Linked DNA regions of Homo sapiens: region 1 is linked to region 2. The links are chromatin loops, found by intact Hi-C in ENCODE. Cell type or tissue: sigmoid colon. All regions are shown on one strand.

The links. A loop is a pair of places that touch in the nucleus more often than their neighbours do. Peaks named below come from ENCODE experiments on the same cell type or tissue, not always from the same donor. Only the 100,000 strongest peaks of a DNase experiment are listed, where the experiment ranks them.
Region 1: a loop joins it to region 2, with 7 times the contacts of the local background. A loop is called at or near these places in 2 of 110 quality-filtered maps.

The regions. Positions count from the first base shown.
Region 1 is chr5:34,526,065-34,534,064 of GRCh38, forward strand. It overlaps LOC124900958 (a long non-coding RNA gene), which reads left to right. Exons shown (of 3, transcript XR_007058727.1): 1 at 1-27; 2 at 2,252-2,369; 3 at 2,532-2,911. Among named protein-coding and RNA genes, the nearest start is that of RAI14-DT, 130 kb to the right of the region's middle. RefSeq lists enhancers at 497-997, 998-1,498. In sigmoid colon, no CTCF peak of the experiment used is centred here; a DNase peak (open chromatin) is centred at 4,067.
Region 2 is chr5:34,003,138-34,011,137 of GRCh38, forward strand. It overlaps AMACR (alpha-methylacyl-CoA racemase), which reads right to left and starts at 4,913. Exons shown (of 5, transcript NM_014324.6): 1 at 4,636-4,913; 2 at 2,619-2,762; 3 at 1,437-1,597. The coding sequence starts at 4,882. It overlaps C1QTNF3-AMACR (C1QTNF3-AMACR readthrough (NMD candidate)), which reads right to left. Exons shown (of 9, transcript NR_037951.1): 7 at 2,619-2,762. RefSeq lists a silencer at 5,050-5,129. In sigmoid colon, no CTCF peak of the experiment used is centred here; DNase peaks (open chromatin) are centred at 4,654 and 4,984; H3K4me3 peaks cover 2,266 bases; H3K27ac peaks cover 1,779 bases.

The DNA.
Region 1 (8,000 bases), 520 kb after region 2:
ATTTAGTTCCAACAGTCAAGAGTCAAGGTTTGTTTCATCGGATATCCTGACCATGGAATTCCACAGGAACTAGGGTGGTTGAATCAATAATAGGACACTCAGGTACATTTGAATTTCAGATACAGGTACATAACAAATAATTTTTAGTATGAGTATGTCCCAAATATTGCACAGAATTCATGTACATCAAAAAACATTTGTTGTTTATCTGAAATTCAAATTTAACTGAGTTTCCTGTCTGTATTTTTTTGTTAAATCTAGTCATCCTAATGGAAACTTTTACCCCCTCTCACTAGTTTGGTTGGTTGGTTGGTTGGTTGGTTGGTTGGTTTTTACTTATTAACTTCAGCTTCTTAATGAGAATTTAGGTTTTACAAATACAGTCGTCCTTTGGTGTGCATGGGAGATTGGTTCTAGGACCTCCCTCAGACACCAAAATCCACAGATGCGCAAGTCCTTGATACAAAATGGTGCAGTATTTGCATATAACCTATGCACAACCTCCTGTATACTTTATGTCATCTCTAGATTACTTAAGATCTCTAGATTGCTAATATAAATGCTATGTAAATAATTGTTACACTGTGTTATTTAGGAAATAATGATGAGGAAAAAAGTCTGTACATGTTTAGTACAAATGCAATTTGTTTCCAAATACTTTTTATCCATGGCTAATTGGATCCAGTCATGGAATCCACAGATACTGAGGGCCAACTGCATATGCTCAGGGCCTTTCAGATAAGGCACCCTCTGTAAGTGCACCTGACATATGCTAAACAATGATAGGCTATTGCAACAGCATCAGCAGGGCTGGCAGGGTGCTAAGGAAGCACACAGGTGACTGTTGGGGCACCCACCAGCATTCTTTCAGAACATTGTAAACGGTAGAGAGCTTCAAGGGTGACTGTCTGGGTCACATCTTGCCCTTTAATTGGCCTGGCTGTTGTGCAAAGGAAGCACCTGCAGCCATCAGCGTGTTCAACCACCAGTAGACTGGAGTCATTTTTCATTCTTGGATGTGAAATTGGCCAGGGGCAATTAAGAATTGGGAAACTAGAAAAGGCAGCCCGGTGTCAAGGAGGTCAAGATTGGGCCACAGCCTTGCTTCCCACAAGGTCTGTCTTGTCTCTGGATAGTGGGAGAGTTGAGGCAAGGGAGTCTGGAATTATTATAAAAGGCAGCTTTTCTTGAAGCAAACAGCCAGCCAGGCAGCACAGCTTCCAAGCTGAGAGTCTGAAGGGCCTGAGCCAGTGCCCCTTCCCAACAAGCCAGATACCCCGAGGCCCCACCACTGGCCTCACACTCTGGGGACGCCTAAGCATTTCAATTAGACTATAGCATTCTCTGTCCTCTGCTAAATTCATTACCAAAAGAAAACAGAATCGAGGATAAAAGAAGAGACATGGTGGCAAGTCAGGAGTCCTGGCCATGTGGACTTAGTCATGGCTTCACTCCTCTGAACTTCAGTTTCTTCATTTATAAATTAAAAGGTAGAACTCCATGATTGCTGAGGTTACATCCAACTCTATAATGCTGGTGTATAAGGGAGATGCAGGATCAATAAGCTTTGGTAAGGAAACAGATTTTCTCACAGCTTAGAATATCAGACTCTGTTCAGGATTCTAGATTTGTTTTAGAATGGGGCCCTAGGTTGCCAAGGGGGTACAGTGAGACCACCTGGGAGTAGCTGGAGAAACAAGAATAAGGAAGGGGCCAACACCTCTGCGACTTACCACTGACACTCTTCATTCCACTCCTGATAAGGCCCAGCTCTTAAAGATAAGGCCATTGTGGCCCAGCGCAGTGGCTCACGCCTATAATCCCAGCACTTTGGGAGGTCGAGGCGGGCAGATCACTTGAGGCCAGAAGTTCAAGACGAGCCTGGCCAACATGGCAAAACCTCATCTCAACTAAAAATACAAAAATTAGCTGGACATAGTGGCTAATTTTTGTGGTCCCAGCTACTTTGGAGGCTGAGGCAGGAGAATCACTTGAACCCGGGAGGTGGAGGTTGCAGTGAACTGAGATCTTGCCACTGCACTCTGTCTCCAAAAAAAGAAAAGATAAGCCCATTGTCCTATATGGGAGAAACTGATTGCAAATTCAATGACCATTTATTGTGTTCTTTTTCCAAGCCAGGAAAAGTCTAGGCTACTAGAGAATAAATTGTAAATAGTTGCTAGTCTGTGCTGAGTTTCCTTTATTCATTACTAATTCAATTAATGTTTATTGAGCATCTGCTCCATATCAGGACTATTCTAAGCTCTGAAGATGCTGTATTGGAAGCCTTTCCCCATCCACCAGCAGAATATGAGGAAATAGTCTGCAAAATGTAACTGCTTCTCCAGCTGCTAATTGCACAAAAGCAGGTACCGTGTTACTCTGAGGTTTAGTTCTACCTTGTTCCCGGTCTTCATTGACCCATCTTGTTTTGAATAATCATGAGAGAAGCAAGGAGAATGTTATTAGCTGAGTTGTGTCACCCCAAAATTCATATGTTGAAGTTCTAATCCCCAGTATCTCATTTGCAGATGGGGTCTTTGCGGATGATTAAGTTCAGATGAGGTCATGGGGGTAGGCCCTAATCCAATACGATTGTGTCCTTATGAAAAGGGAAAATTGGACACAGAGACAGACATGAAGTTGGAGAGAGCACCATGTAAAGATGAAGGCAGGAATCGGGACAATTTTCAAGCCAAGAAACACCCAAGATTGCCAGGAAACCAGCAGAAGCTAGAAGGAAGACATGGAACAGAATCTCCTTCACAGTCTTCAGAAGGAGCCACCCCTGCCAACATCTGGATGATCTTGGACTTCAAGCTTCCAGAGCTGTTCAAGCCTCCGAACAATACATTTCTGTTGATTAAGCCATGTAGTTTGTGGCACTTTATTATAGTAGCCCTAAGAAATGAATACAGGGCCAGGTATGGTGGCTCACACCTGTAATCTCTGCACTTTGGGAGGCTGAGGCAGGAGGATCACTTGAGACCAGCCTGGGCAACATAATGAGACCCTGTCCCTACTAAAAAATTTTAAAACAAAAATTAGCCAGATGTGGTGGCACATGTAGTCCCAGCTACTCAGGAGGCTGAGATGGGAGGATCACTTGAGCCAGAGAGGTCAAGGCTGCAGTGAGCCGTGATCGCACAACTACACGCCAGCCTCCATGACAGAGAGAGACTCTGTTTAAAAAAATAATAATAAAAGAAACAAATATAAAGAGCTTTGGTCATACTGTGCTACTCTCATTGCTTAGGCTACAAGTGGGTATAGTGTCCCATGGCAACTTCAGGATGCAAGGCCTATAATGCTCTAGGGCCAGGGCCCAGAACCTTTTGAAGAGTTGCCAAGAGCAAGTCAGGGCCTAAGGAACTGCCTAGGGCTAGAGTTCTGGGGCCAGCCTGTTCTTCACACCAGCCGGCTCTGACTTCTCACAGGGCCCAGTGACTTTCTTCATGCCCTCCCCTTGCTCCTCATGGATGTAGGAGGGCCTGTCCTTGGGCCTCTCCAGCACCTCCCAGCCCAGCCCAGGCCACGGCCCCACTCCACCTCTGTTTTGAGGACTAACTTTCATTTTTCATTGCATGTTCTTCTGACCTCTAATTTTTGGCCCAATCCGGATTTTGCCTTTGGCTCTCTAGATTAGACACAGAGCTCATGGAGGCTGTGCTGCAATTTGAACCAGGGATAGGACAAGAATGTCAGAGGCTGTTTAGGGATCGTGGAGTGGGGGAGGGTTATAGAGAAAGAATGCATTTGGCTCAGATCATATTAAAAAATCAAAACAACTCATACTTTGAGTTTCCCAAGTGCTTTGGTGTATATTGCCCTTGAGCTATACAATGCAGCCCCTGGGGGACAGTTAAGATGGGTGTCCTTATTATTTTATTTACATCTCCATGTTAAAAATGAAGGAACTGAGGCTCACCCAGGTTACACAACTTGACTGAAATCACACAGTCCATGCGGGAGCCAGCATTTGGTTTTAAGTACAAGTTCTTTCTGCTCTGCCACGCTCTCCCCGCATAGATCAGCGCTCAGAAGCTAAAGGAGGATGCAGAGCCTGGACTGAGAGGACACAGGCAGACGCAGACCAGACATACTGACTTGGCTCTCCCTCCTCAGCAAGTAGCAACTGGCCAAATACCACACACGAATAACAAACACCTTGCATTTATATAACACCTCACAATTGACAGTGCTTTTACAAGCATTGTCTCATTCCATCCTCACAAATAAACCCATGAGGTAAGCAGGATGAACTCGGTTATTCTTTTTTTTTTTTTTTTTTTTTTGAGACAGGGTCTCACTCTGTCGCCCAGGCTGCTGTGGCGCAATCACAGCTCACTGCAGCCTCGACCTCCCGGGCTCAGGTAATCCTCCCACCTCAGACTCCCTGAATAGCTGGGAGTATAGATGTGCACCACCACACCTGGCTAATTTTTGTATATTTTGTGGAGATGGGTTTTTGCCATGTTGCTGAGACTGGTCTTGAACTCCTGGGCTGAAACAATCCACTCACTTCCATCTCCCAAAGTGCTGGGATGACAAGTGTGAGCCACCGCACCCGGCAAACCTGGTTATTCTTATTTTAAGATGAAGCAACTAAGGAAAGGCAGGTTAAACTCCTGGCCCATAGTCACAAAGTCAGGAGAAGTGGGACTCAAACCCAGTGTTTCTCTTTAAGTCCATCTTCTTTCTTACTTCTCAGGAAGAGAGTACAATCCAGGGACCGCAAATACTTGGCACGCATACAGTCTTATCTTTTCCCACACCCAAGACAGACATTACTAATTGATCACAGCATTTTAGCCCAGATTTGGCCTCAGGATCCTCAGTATAGTTCTCTGGGCAGCCCTTGTCAGCCAGAACAGACAAGCAAGATGAAGACCTTTTCCAGCCTGCTCTAAGCAGTACCTATAACTGGCTCAAGTCACAGATACCAAGTGTACAAATCCATCTGATTAGAAATCTGGCTAAAAATAAGAAGGACAAAACAGACGCTGGGGTCTACTTGATGGGGGAGGGTGAAAGGAGGGAGAGCAACAGAAAAGATAACTATTGGGTACTAGGCTTAAAATCTGGGTGATGAAATAATCTGTACAACAGACCCGCATGACATGTGTTTACCTATGTAACATGCCTTCACATGTACCCCCAAACCTAAAATAAAATTTAAAATAATAGTAATAAAAATAATTTTCATAATGAGATGAAGAATCAGCTAAATCAAATAATATTTTTAAAACTCATTTTATTCATTAATTATACAATACATGTTAAACACACATATAGTTATAAAGTATATAACATAAGGAAATATGGTTCAAGATCTAAGAAGAGCCTAAATTTGTTTTCTCCTACCTGTTAATTTACAACCAGCACAAAAATAATAATAGCTAACATTGGCTGGGTGCAGTGGCTCAGGCCTGTAATCCCAGCACTTTGGGAGGCCAAGGCGGGTGGATCACTTGAGGTTAGGAGTTCAAGACCAGCCTGACCAACATGGCGAAGCCCTGTCTTTACTAAAAATACAAAAATCAGCCATGCATGGTGGCAGGCACTTGTAGTCCCAGCTATTCAGGAGGCCGAGGCAGGAAAATCGCTTGAATCTGGGAGGTGGAGGTTGCAGTGAACTGAGACTGCACCACTGCACTGCAGACTGGGCAACAGAGCAAGACTGCATCTCAAAAAAATAAAATAAATAAATAGTAATAATAAAAATAGCTAACATATTTTTGAGTACTTACTCTGTGTCAGGTGCTATATTAAGTACGTCTTCTGCATTTCCCTAAAAAGTAGATCTGATTCTTCACATTTTAGAGATACGGGAATTGAGGCTTTGAGGACTTAGGAAACTTGCCAGATGCAACCTTATACTGCTGAATTCCACGAATCTTGCTGCCTCATTACACTGTCTCCCAGGCTGCAGACCAGCACTTTCTTGATTCTTTGTAAAGGGAAACATGTCTTACTTTTCCAAATCCTTGAAATCAACTGCTTGGATAGGGAAGAAAACAATAAGGGATGTAGATACCAACAGTAAAATTGTCGAGCAAAGCAGGCTCCACGAGGCGTGGCCAATGGGCAGCTGTTGGCAGTGGCGGATGGGGGTTGTACAATATGAACAGGGCTTGGACATGTGAACCAGAGTGTCCACATGTGTAGGCAAAAAGGCCTTAGCTGTGCAGGACAGCAAGACAATGGTGGAAAGAGACTGGGCTGGAGACTAGCTCTCCCCACAATGCTGCACTCTGACATGGACTTCAGAGGGGTCCACGAAGCTAAATTTGACCCTGGATTTGTACATTTGGTCTCTATGGCCTGAGCCAGTTATAGGCACTGCTGAGAGCAGGCTGGAAAAGGTCTTCATCTTGCTTTTCTCTTCTGGCTGACAAGGGCTGCCCGGAGAACTATATCGAAGAGGATCCTGAGGCCAAATCTGGACAAAATGCTGTGATTAATTAGTAATGTCTGTCCTCGGTGCAGGGGTGGAGGGTATGATAGGACAGTATGTGTGCTAAGTGTTTGCCTTCCCTGGAAGTCCACATTGTTATGAAGGTATATTTGTCAAAGTAAAAGGGTGTGATATACCTTATTGAGCAGTTTGTAGCTTGGTTTGTAACTTTCAGCTGTCGAGATATATGGTAAGTTGGCCTCCATTTGTACTTCTGTGCCTTTCCCTGCATTTGTTAGAAGTGGGTCTAGTGAAAACCAGGCTTTCCTGCTTCTGCTGTTTTTGCTGCTCCTGCAAGCAGGCCACTCATGGAGGTGTCTGTTGTCCTGTGGTGGTGGGAGAAGTTCTAGCCTCTGACTACTAGTTTTCTGAGTGTGAGAGTGTGTGTCATACATTCATTTTAGTAATGCCAATTGCAGCAGGTGCAGCAAGGGTCGGAGTGGCAGCAGCCTCCAGACCATAGGAGCCTCCTGATCTTACCAATGGCAGGGGCCTCCAGGGCCAGCCCCCTAGTTTGGAAGGCAGCCTCCCTAATGCAGAAGAAACCATGGCTTCTTTGGGGGCCTGATTCTTTGGTGTCACTTAGGGAGTTGTTCCTGAAAGCTTAAGTTCGAATCTGCTTCTTCAGCCTTCTCGATGATTCTATAAGGCATATAAATACCTGAAATAAATCCTTTCTATATAAAACTACTAGAGTGGATTCTGTTCTAGGCAACTGACCAGCACAGGGCACTTAGCCTCCCCTCCAGGAACAAGGGAGACTCTGGTGACCTAGGAAAATCACTTTTGAATGCATTCTAGGGCCTTGTCACTCCATTGAACTTACTGTCTTTGGTAAGGTTTTCTCCGTTTTTATTCTGTACCTGGGTTCAACCTCTCTACTACGGACTGAATTCCTAAAATTCATATGCTAAGCTCTATCCTCCAATGTGATAGTGTTTAGAGAGAGCCTTTGGGAGGGGTTACATGAGACCATAAGTGTAGGGCCCTTATAATGGGATTAGAGCCCTCATAAAAAGAGACACCAGACAGCTTGCTTTCTCACTCTCCAACCATGTAAGGGCATAGCAAGAAGGCAGCCATCTACAAGCCAGGAAAAGTAGCCTTACCAGGAACTAACCAGACTGGCACCTTGACTTCCCATTCTCCTAAACAGTAAGACGTAAATTTCAGTTGTTTAAGCCAACTAGTCTATGGTATTTTGTCATAGCAGCCCAAGCTGACTAAGACACTCTGATCCTCCTTCGGATCATCGACCCCCCTCTTCCCCATCTGCCTGACTTGTATAGATGTAGTTCTGGAGCACTGTCACTCAGGTCTTCCTTGGACCATCAGAGTCCAAGGGCCAATATCGACACCACCCACCCCAGCCTGAGCTTTAAGAAACCTCAAGTCTAGCAGCTCTCCAAGCCCAGCTGTCTCAGACAAAGAAGCTGACAAACATATGTTGAGACTCTCTATGCAGCACAGTTTGGTGAGAGCTATTTGATAATGGTGCATTGGGATTGTACAGGAAGAGAGGGCAGGAAGAACAACAGAAATA
Region 2 (8,000 bases):
TCCTCAGCCCTTGCTTCTCTTTTCTGCCCACGCATTCCTTAAATGCCGGTGTTCTATCCCCTTTCCTAGTGGATCACATAGTCTCATATGGCTCCCAAATAACTCCGAAATCTGTTTCTAGTCCCTAACCTCAAGTATCCCACCTGGATATCTGAAAGGCACTTTAAAACTGAAAAGACCAAAACTGAGTTCCTTTTCTTCTAGTAAAAATAACCACAATGACAAACTTTTACAGAGGGCCCACTGTACGCCAGGCACTGTTCCCACACTGAACAATGGATGAACTCATTGAATTCTCATAGCAACTAACAATGCTATGAGGTGGATGTCATTATTATCTCCATTTTACAAAGGAAACTACAGCACAGAGAGGTTAAGTAACTTGCCCAAGATCACAGAGCTAGTAAATGGCAGAGCTGGGACGGAGGTAGTCAGCTGCCACTCTATGCTCTGACCACTGTGTTCAGCAGTCTTCCCTCAAGACACTAGCAGGTCATCTAAGCCAGAAACCTGGGAGCCAGCCTCAACTTCTCCCTCTTCGCTCCCTGTCAGTCCATTATCAATTCCCAGCAATTTTATACCTCAAATGTCCCTTCAATGCAAACCAACTCTACCATTAACTGCTTTAGTACTTGCCCTGATCTCTTCAGCAATAACCCAGTCATTGGTCTCTGTACCTCCAGTCTTGTCTCCTCAGATCCATTCTCCATCCCACCTCCAAATGTCTGTGAAAATGCAAACACGCAGTGGTGGTGCTGGAGTGGGCTCTCTTACCCACTAGCTGTGAGATCTTGAGCAAATGGCAATGCTTCCGTTCCCTCCTCTTTAAAACAACAAGGTATTCCAAATGCAGTTTTGAGAATAAGAAGAAATCACACAGGGAATGTGCTCAGCAGAACATGAGGCAAGCACTCAGTGGATGACAGTGAACAAACAGAAGTGTTATGATATCAGAGCATCCCCTATAAAACGCAGCAGGAAGGTTTAGACAGGGAGGTCCATTTGACCTTAGCATTCCTAAGAATTTTCTCTACCAGCTGAGGGAGACTTCTTGAACTTTTTTTGAATGACGACTGCTTGAAAATGATATACTAAGCACAAGAGATACTTGGGGAAAATTGTTGAAATATTTAGGTTGGCAAATATTTGGCAAAACCTGCAATTACTTTTGCACCAACCTAAAACAACGTAGGAATCACATGAGTCACAGAAAGTTCAGAGAACTGACTCCAAGGACAGATGATCAAAATATGACATTCTAACAGATATATAAAAGACATAAGTCTATTTTAAAAAGAAAAGGATATCCTTGGTAACCTGGCTTGAAACTTCAAATGTCATTTATCTCTTGTCTTCTTCTTCAAAAAAAGGATTTTAAGCAGCTATATCTTAAACTTAGGGACAAGTGGCAGGCATCTACCCCAATTAATACTTACCATATTTGCATCAATGACCTGACCCTTGCCAGTGCGTGTGCGGTCAAAAAGAGCCATTATAATGCCCAGTGCACACATAAGGCCACCACCAGCAAAGTCAGCCAGGAGATTCAGCGGGGCATACGGATTCTCACCACTTCTGCCAATTTTTGAGAGAACACCTACATCATTAAAAACAAATTTAATGTCTCTTTTAAATTTAATCTCTTCTTAAAATAAATATGTGAGCATCTTAGAGGAATAATCAATCTCTCCAGCAGATAATCTAAGTGAAAGCTAGTATACATCACTTTTCCAAATCTGAGCTTAGTCAGTAAACTCATAAACAGGCTTTCCCTCAAGACAGGATCCTTGTTTTGTTGTTTTCCTCTCTAAAACCTATTCCAACCAACATTTTCAAATATTGCTAAGTTTTTACTCACTTACTTTTGGAAAAGAAAATGATTATTTATTTTGTGGTTTTAAAACAGTAAATGCACTTTCATTCTTAGCATAAAGAAATGTAAGAAAATACTTGCAGACAAGAAAAAAAAGGAATTTAATTTTTAAGTAGATGTGAAGAGACAATTCTATACCCACTTCTTTCCTCAACTTTTAAATGTGTACTCACAGAAAATCTGAAATGTCCTATAGTCAACAACACATGGTTCTTAGAATTCTGGAATCAGGCCTATCTCACATGTCGTCACAGGCAAAAACTCTAATAAAGTGATATTAGGACCTGAAAACCATGGGCTTTTTTTAGTGCTCATAGAAGTCTGAAACAATGACTCAGGCAATGATTCTCAATATGGTGGGTGGAGATTTCGGGGTCCGGGGGAGAAGTAGCTGTCAGAATCTAACTATGTCAACATTTTCAAACCACAGAGCAACCATCCGTAGTACCCAGTAAGCCTCTTAATTCCTAGCAGGGGTTTGTCTGAGAATTGACTCAACAAATGTAGTAAATAAATGATAGTAGTGGGCATGTATTAACCTTCCAACCTGTTAAGGGATGGGGTGAGGGAAGGTTGAGAATGATTGTTTCAAGACTCAAACCGATCCATTTTGAACACCCATGCTCTCTTGATTGATTCTGATAAATGTTTAAATTTTTACCTTTACAAATTATTGTTAATCAACATACCTGTAGATCTTGATGGAATAAATTAAAAGTGTAGACTAAATTTTTTTTCAACATACCTGACAAAGCCAAATAGTTGATATCGTGGCCAGCTAACCGGCAGAAGCTTCCTGACTGGCCAAATCCACTCAGCCTGGCATAAATAAGCCTTGGATTTTCCCGCTGCAGAATCTCTGGGCCCAGCTGGAGTTTCTCCATGACACCTTAAGAGAAAAGTAACGATCTTCTTAAGAGAGTATGAATTGAGGATGGAGATAATCCCTTCTCTGAGACAAACATAAAATAGCACCATTGCAAGTAATATTAATAACATTTGCTGTAGGCTAATGGCATGTTTACAGCAGTTAAGGACTCAAAGAGTGAAGCCACCATTTCTGGAATGTGTGGCTTCTTCCCAGGATGTAATTTCTCCCAGTACATCTCTGTTTCCCTCTAGGTTTATCCAAGCCTATTTATTCAATCCCCAGAGCAGGGTCTCATCCCTTTAGTAAATCCCTTTTCTCTTTTTCTATACCGCATCAGTGTTTACCACATCCCACCTTAGCTGCACTTGCTTGTACATGCATACACTTATCTTCCCTATCAGCTCATGAGCTCCTCCTGCAGAATTTACACCTGATGTTTCCACAGGCGCTAAAGTGCCTAGCATCAGTACCTTCACGAAAAAGTTTAGCACCCATCTGTAGAAAGAGTGGTTAGTGACAATAGCACCTGAGAGTTTTTAAGCTATCAACAAGTATAGTATTTATAGCACAAACCCCAGGTAACCAGCACCTGAAATTTCCTGGGATTAAAAGTAATCAAAATTACATAATAAACTCACTATCTTTACCTTCCTAAGGCTAAAATAAATCACAGAAAACCTCTAGTCATCTACCTAAACACCAGTCACAACTCCTCACCCGGAGGCTATATCCGTATTCCCAGCCGACCTTCCTCCTAATTACAAGACCTTGGACAAGCCTCCCTCATCTTAAATGGAGCATTCTTAAATTATTACATAATCTTAATTATTAAATCATTATTGTTACAAGCCTCAAATACAGCTGTGAGGGTTAAATGAGTTAACGCATTTAAATAAGCCGGCTGTGCCGTAGGCATTCATTCATTCACCATTTACCGATTTCCCACTATAGACCAGGCAATGCTTTGGATTTCTACTTGAACAAAGTTATTCTGGCAGCTGTCTGAGAATCCACTGGAGTGATACCAGCCCCAAACACCAGTTTTTAAAAGGCTGTCACACCAGTGTCAAGGCAGTTGCAGCAGGTATGGAGAGAAATAGTCCGAGTGGGCTAAGGAGCAAAATGACTGTATTGATGATCATTGAAATTGGATGTGAAAGGAAGACTGGAGTCCATGATGAAGTACAAGTTTGAGATTCAGGCATTCACTGAAATAAATAATACAGAAGGTGGAGATGCTGTTTTAGAAGGAAGAAGGAAAGGCTCATTTTGGGATTTGTGGAAGCTGCCTGGCGGGCAGCCTTGACGGCGATGCCCAGGACCTGTGTATGCCAGCGTCTGCCGCTCTGAAAGGGGGAAGTCTACAAAAAGGTGAAAATGATGGGAATGGGTAACTGGGCTTCAGGGAGCAGATGCTGAGACTTAGAACGCCAGCATTTCAGGCAGGGAGGAGCGTTAGCCTGGGCCCGTGGATGGCTTGAGGGTACAGCACTCCAAAACGGTAGCCGAATGACCGCCTATATGCAGTTTTCCAGGAAGGGAATCCTATGGCTTTCATTAGATTCTCACAGGGTTCAAGACCCTCAATTAATTAAGAAAGGCAAATACGGAACGTTTCTTAGAAAAAAAAGGAGGAATTTGGGAAGGAGTCAGAGAGGCAAAAGGAGAAACCGGGCAACAGCAGTATCTCAGAACCCAAGTTTTGGACAATCCAGTTTGGGAAGAATGATCACTAACAATACCCTAGGAGGCAAAAATCTGGAAGGCTGGGGCCGACAAGGGTTCTTGCGGCAACAGGGCAAAGGTGTGGCGGGTGCAGCCTCGATCGAACGGCCAGGCCCCTCCCCTCCGCGGGAACTTCCCGAGAGCAGCCCGCGGGGCCCGGGCTCACCGCGGCGGAAGGGCTCCAGCAGCACATCCGACCGCTTGCACAGACGCCGCAGCACGGCGGCTCCCCGCGGCTGCTTCAGGTCCAGCACTAGCGAGCGCTTGCCCCGGCCCAAGCGGCTCACGTCGTAGCGGGAGCCGGGCCGGTCCACGCGTACCACACGCGCCCCGAAGTCAGCCAGGACCATAGCACAGAACGGGCCCGGGGCCAGGCCGGACAGCTCCACGACCGAGATGCCCTGCAGTGCCATGGCGCTTCCCAGTGCCCCGCTGAAGGAAACTGAGCAGCCCTTAGCCCCAGCCCAGCAGCCTGCAAGAAGCCCTCCCAATCCCCGGCGCCACGCCCCCAGCCGCGGCGCCGCGCCCCAAAGGCACCACCCCCGTCCCTCTTTTGCGGGCCTGCGCAAGCCCGCGGAGTCTGCGCACTGGGCGCTTCCCCACCCCCGGCCTCCCGGGACCGCCAGTGCCAAATGCAGTAGGTTGCTTTCCTTTTTGTGCAACCTAAATTCCTGAGTCTTAAATTGCAGGGACTGACCTTTGGAGCTCCTGCCTGTTACCGTCCTCTCTGGACGCTTTTATTGTACCAGGGCGATCCCCAGCCCAACTGTACCATTCGAGTCCCTACTCCTGCCTTGCTCTAGGGAAATAAAATAACGTAAACACGTAAGAACAATGCGAAAGCGTTTTCTTCCCTAGGCTGCAGATTGTCTTCTTCACCGCCCCTGCTTAGCTAGCTAGCTAGCTGGGAATTTAATCCAGAAACGGCTTGCGATACCTCCTAGATGCACTCGTTTTGAGTTACAAACTCCGCGGATTACATGTCTTTTTAAAAAAGTTTAGACTACACTAGGAAAATTATTTTAGTATCAGAAGAATATCAGGGGTGTAGTACTCATCAGAGCTAAATGAGAGCGCTTTAAAAATGTTAGTTTGTCTTCCGCCATTTCTACAGAAAGCTGCAATTTCAGGTTTTCAACCTAATAGGTGATATTTAAGAAAAAAAAAAAGCAATCGCAAATAGCCCCACTGCTTTTACAAATCATTTTTTCTCTTCTAGGTATAGCCTGTCAGGTGGCCTAATGTAATTTTTGACATCTCTAGGAATTTTAATAGAACCAGAAATGGGTGCCAGAGATATGCCTGCACTAATCTTAAGTGGGGATTTATGTATTTCTCAAGCAAGTGATTAAAGCAAAACTAGGCACGATTGAAATCAAGATCTTTTAGGCAAGAAAGTCATGATGAGTTTTAGAATTATTTTAGGACTCTGTGGCTTTCTCTTCATAGAAATAGAAAAAAAAATTGTATAAAACCACAAAAGGTCCTGAATAGCCAAAGCAACACTGAACAAAAAGAACAAAGCAGGAAGCAACACACTACCAGAATTCAAATTATACTACCAAGGTGTAGTAACCAAAACAGCATTCTATTGGCATAAAATAGACACAAAGACCAATGGAACAGAATAAAGAACCCCAAAATAAATCCATATATTTACAGCCAGCTGATTATCAATAAAAACACCAAGAACATATATTAAGGACATTCTATTCAATAAGTAGTGCTGGAAAAACTGGAAATCCATATGCAGAAGAATGAAACTAGACCCCTATCCCTCACCATACACAAAAATCAACTCAGAATGGATTAAAAAACTTAAGACATACAACCCAAAACTATAAAACTACTATAAGAAAACAGATAAAACACTTCAGGACATTGACCTAGGCACAGATTTTATGACTAAGACTTCAAAAGCATAGGCAACAAAAACAAAAAATAGGCAAATGGGACTATATTAAACTAAAAATCTTCTGCACAACAGAAGAAACAACAGAATAAACAACTTATTGAATAGAAGAAAATATTTTGCAAATTATTCATCCAACAAGTGACTAATATGCAGACTATACAAGAAACTCAAACAACTCAACAGCAAAAAATGAAATAATCTCATTAAAAAGTGGGCACAGGATCTGAACAGACATTTCTCAAAAGGCATACAAATGGCCAACAGGTATATGAAAAAATGCTCAACATCACTAATCATCAGGGAAATGCAAATCAAAACCACAATGAGATATCATCTTACTTCAGTTAGACTGGCTATTATCAAAAAGACAAAAAATAACAAATGCTGGCAAAGACGCAGAGAAGAGGAACTTATATATACTGTTGGTAGGAATGTAAATTAGTTTAGCCATTATGGAAAACAGTATGGAGGTTTGTGAGAAAACTAAAAATAGAACTTCTATATGATCCAGCAGTCCCACTACTGGATATATGTCCAAAAGTATCGGGGGAACCCGCCCCCAATATTTCAACATAGGTTCTTTCTATTTTCCCTAAGTGTCGGCCAGTCTGAGAAATAAAGGGAAAGAGTACAAAGAGAAGAATTTTACAGCTGGGCCACCAGGGGTGACATCACATATTGGTAGGTCCGTGATGCCCACCTGAGCCGCAAAACCAGCAAGTTTTTATTAAGGATTTCAAAAGGGGAGGAGGTTTAAGAACAGGGAGTAGGTCACAAAGATCACATGCTTCAAAGGGCAAACAAGAAGAACAAAGATCACATGCTTCTGAGGCCAATAAAGATCACAAGGCAAAAGGCAAAATCAAAAACTCCTGATAAGGGTCTATGTTCAGCTGTGCACATATTGTCTTGATAAAAATCTTAAGAGAAATCAGTATGTCAAAGGAACACCTGTACCCACATGTTTATTGCAGCACTATTCACAATAGCCAAAATATGGAATCAACTTGAGTGTCCATTACTGGATGAATGGACAAAGAGAATGTGTACATATACACAATGAAATATTGTTTGGTCATAAAAAAAGGATGAAATCCTGTCATCTGCAGCAACATGGATGGAACTCGAGGTCATTATGTCAAGTGAAATAAACTAGACACAGAAAGAAAAGTATCACACGTTCTCACTCAGATGTGGGAGTTAAAAATTTAATCTCATAAAGAGTAGAATGATGGGGGGGCAGAGATGAAAAGAGATTGGATAATGGGTATGAACATGTAGTTAGAAGGAATAAATAATAGCTAAATAATAGTATTTGATGGCACAGTTGGGTGACTATAGTTAACAACAGTATATGGTATATTTCAAAATAGTGGCCAGATGCAGTGGCTCACACCTGTGATCCCAGCATTTTGGGGGGTTGATGCAGCAGGATCACTTGAGGCCAGAAGTTCGAAACCAGCCTGGGCAACACAGTGAGACCCCATCTCTACAAAAAACTTGAAAAATTGGTGAAACCCCGTCTTTACTGAAAATATGAAAATTAGCTGGGCATGGTGGTGCGCGTCTGTAATCCCAGCTACCAGGGAGGCTGAGACAGGAGAATCACTTGAACC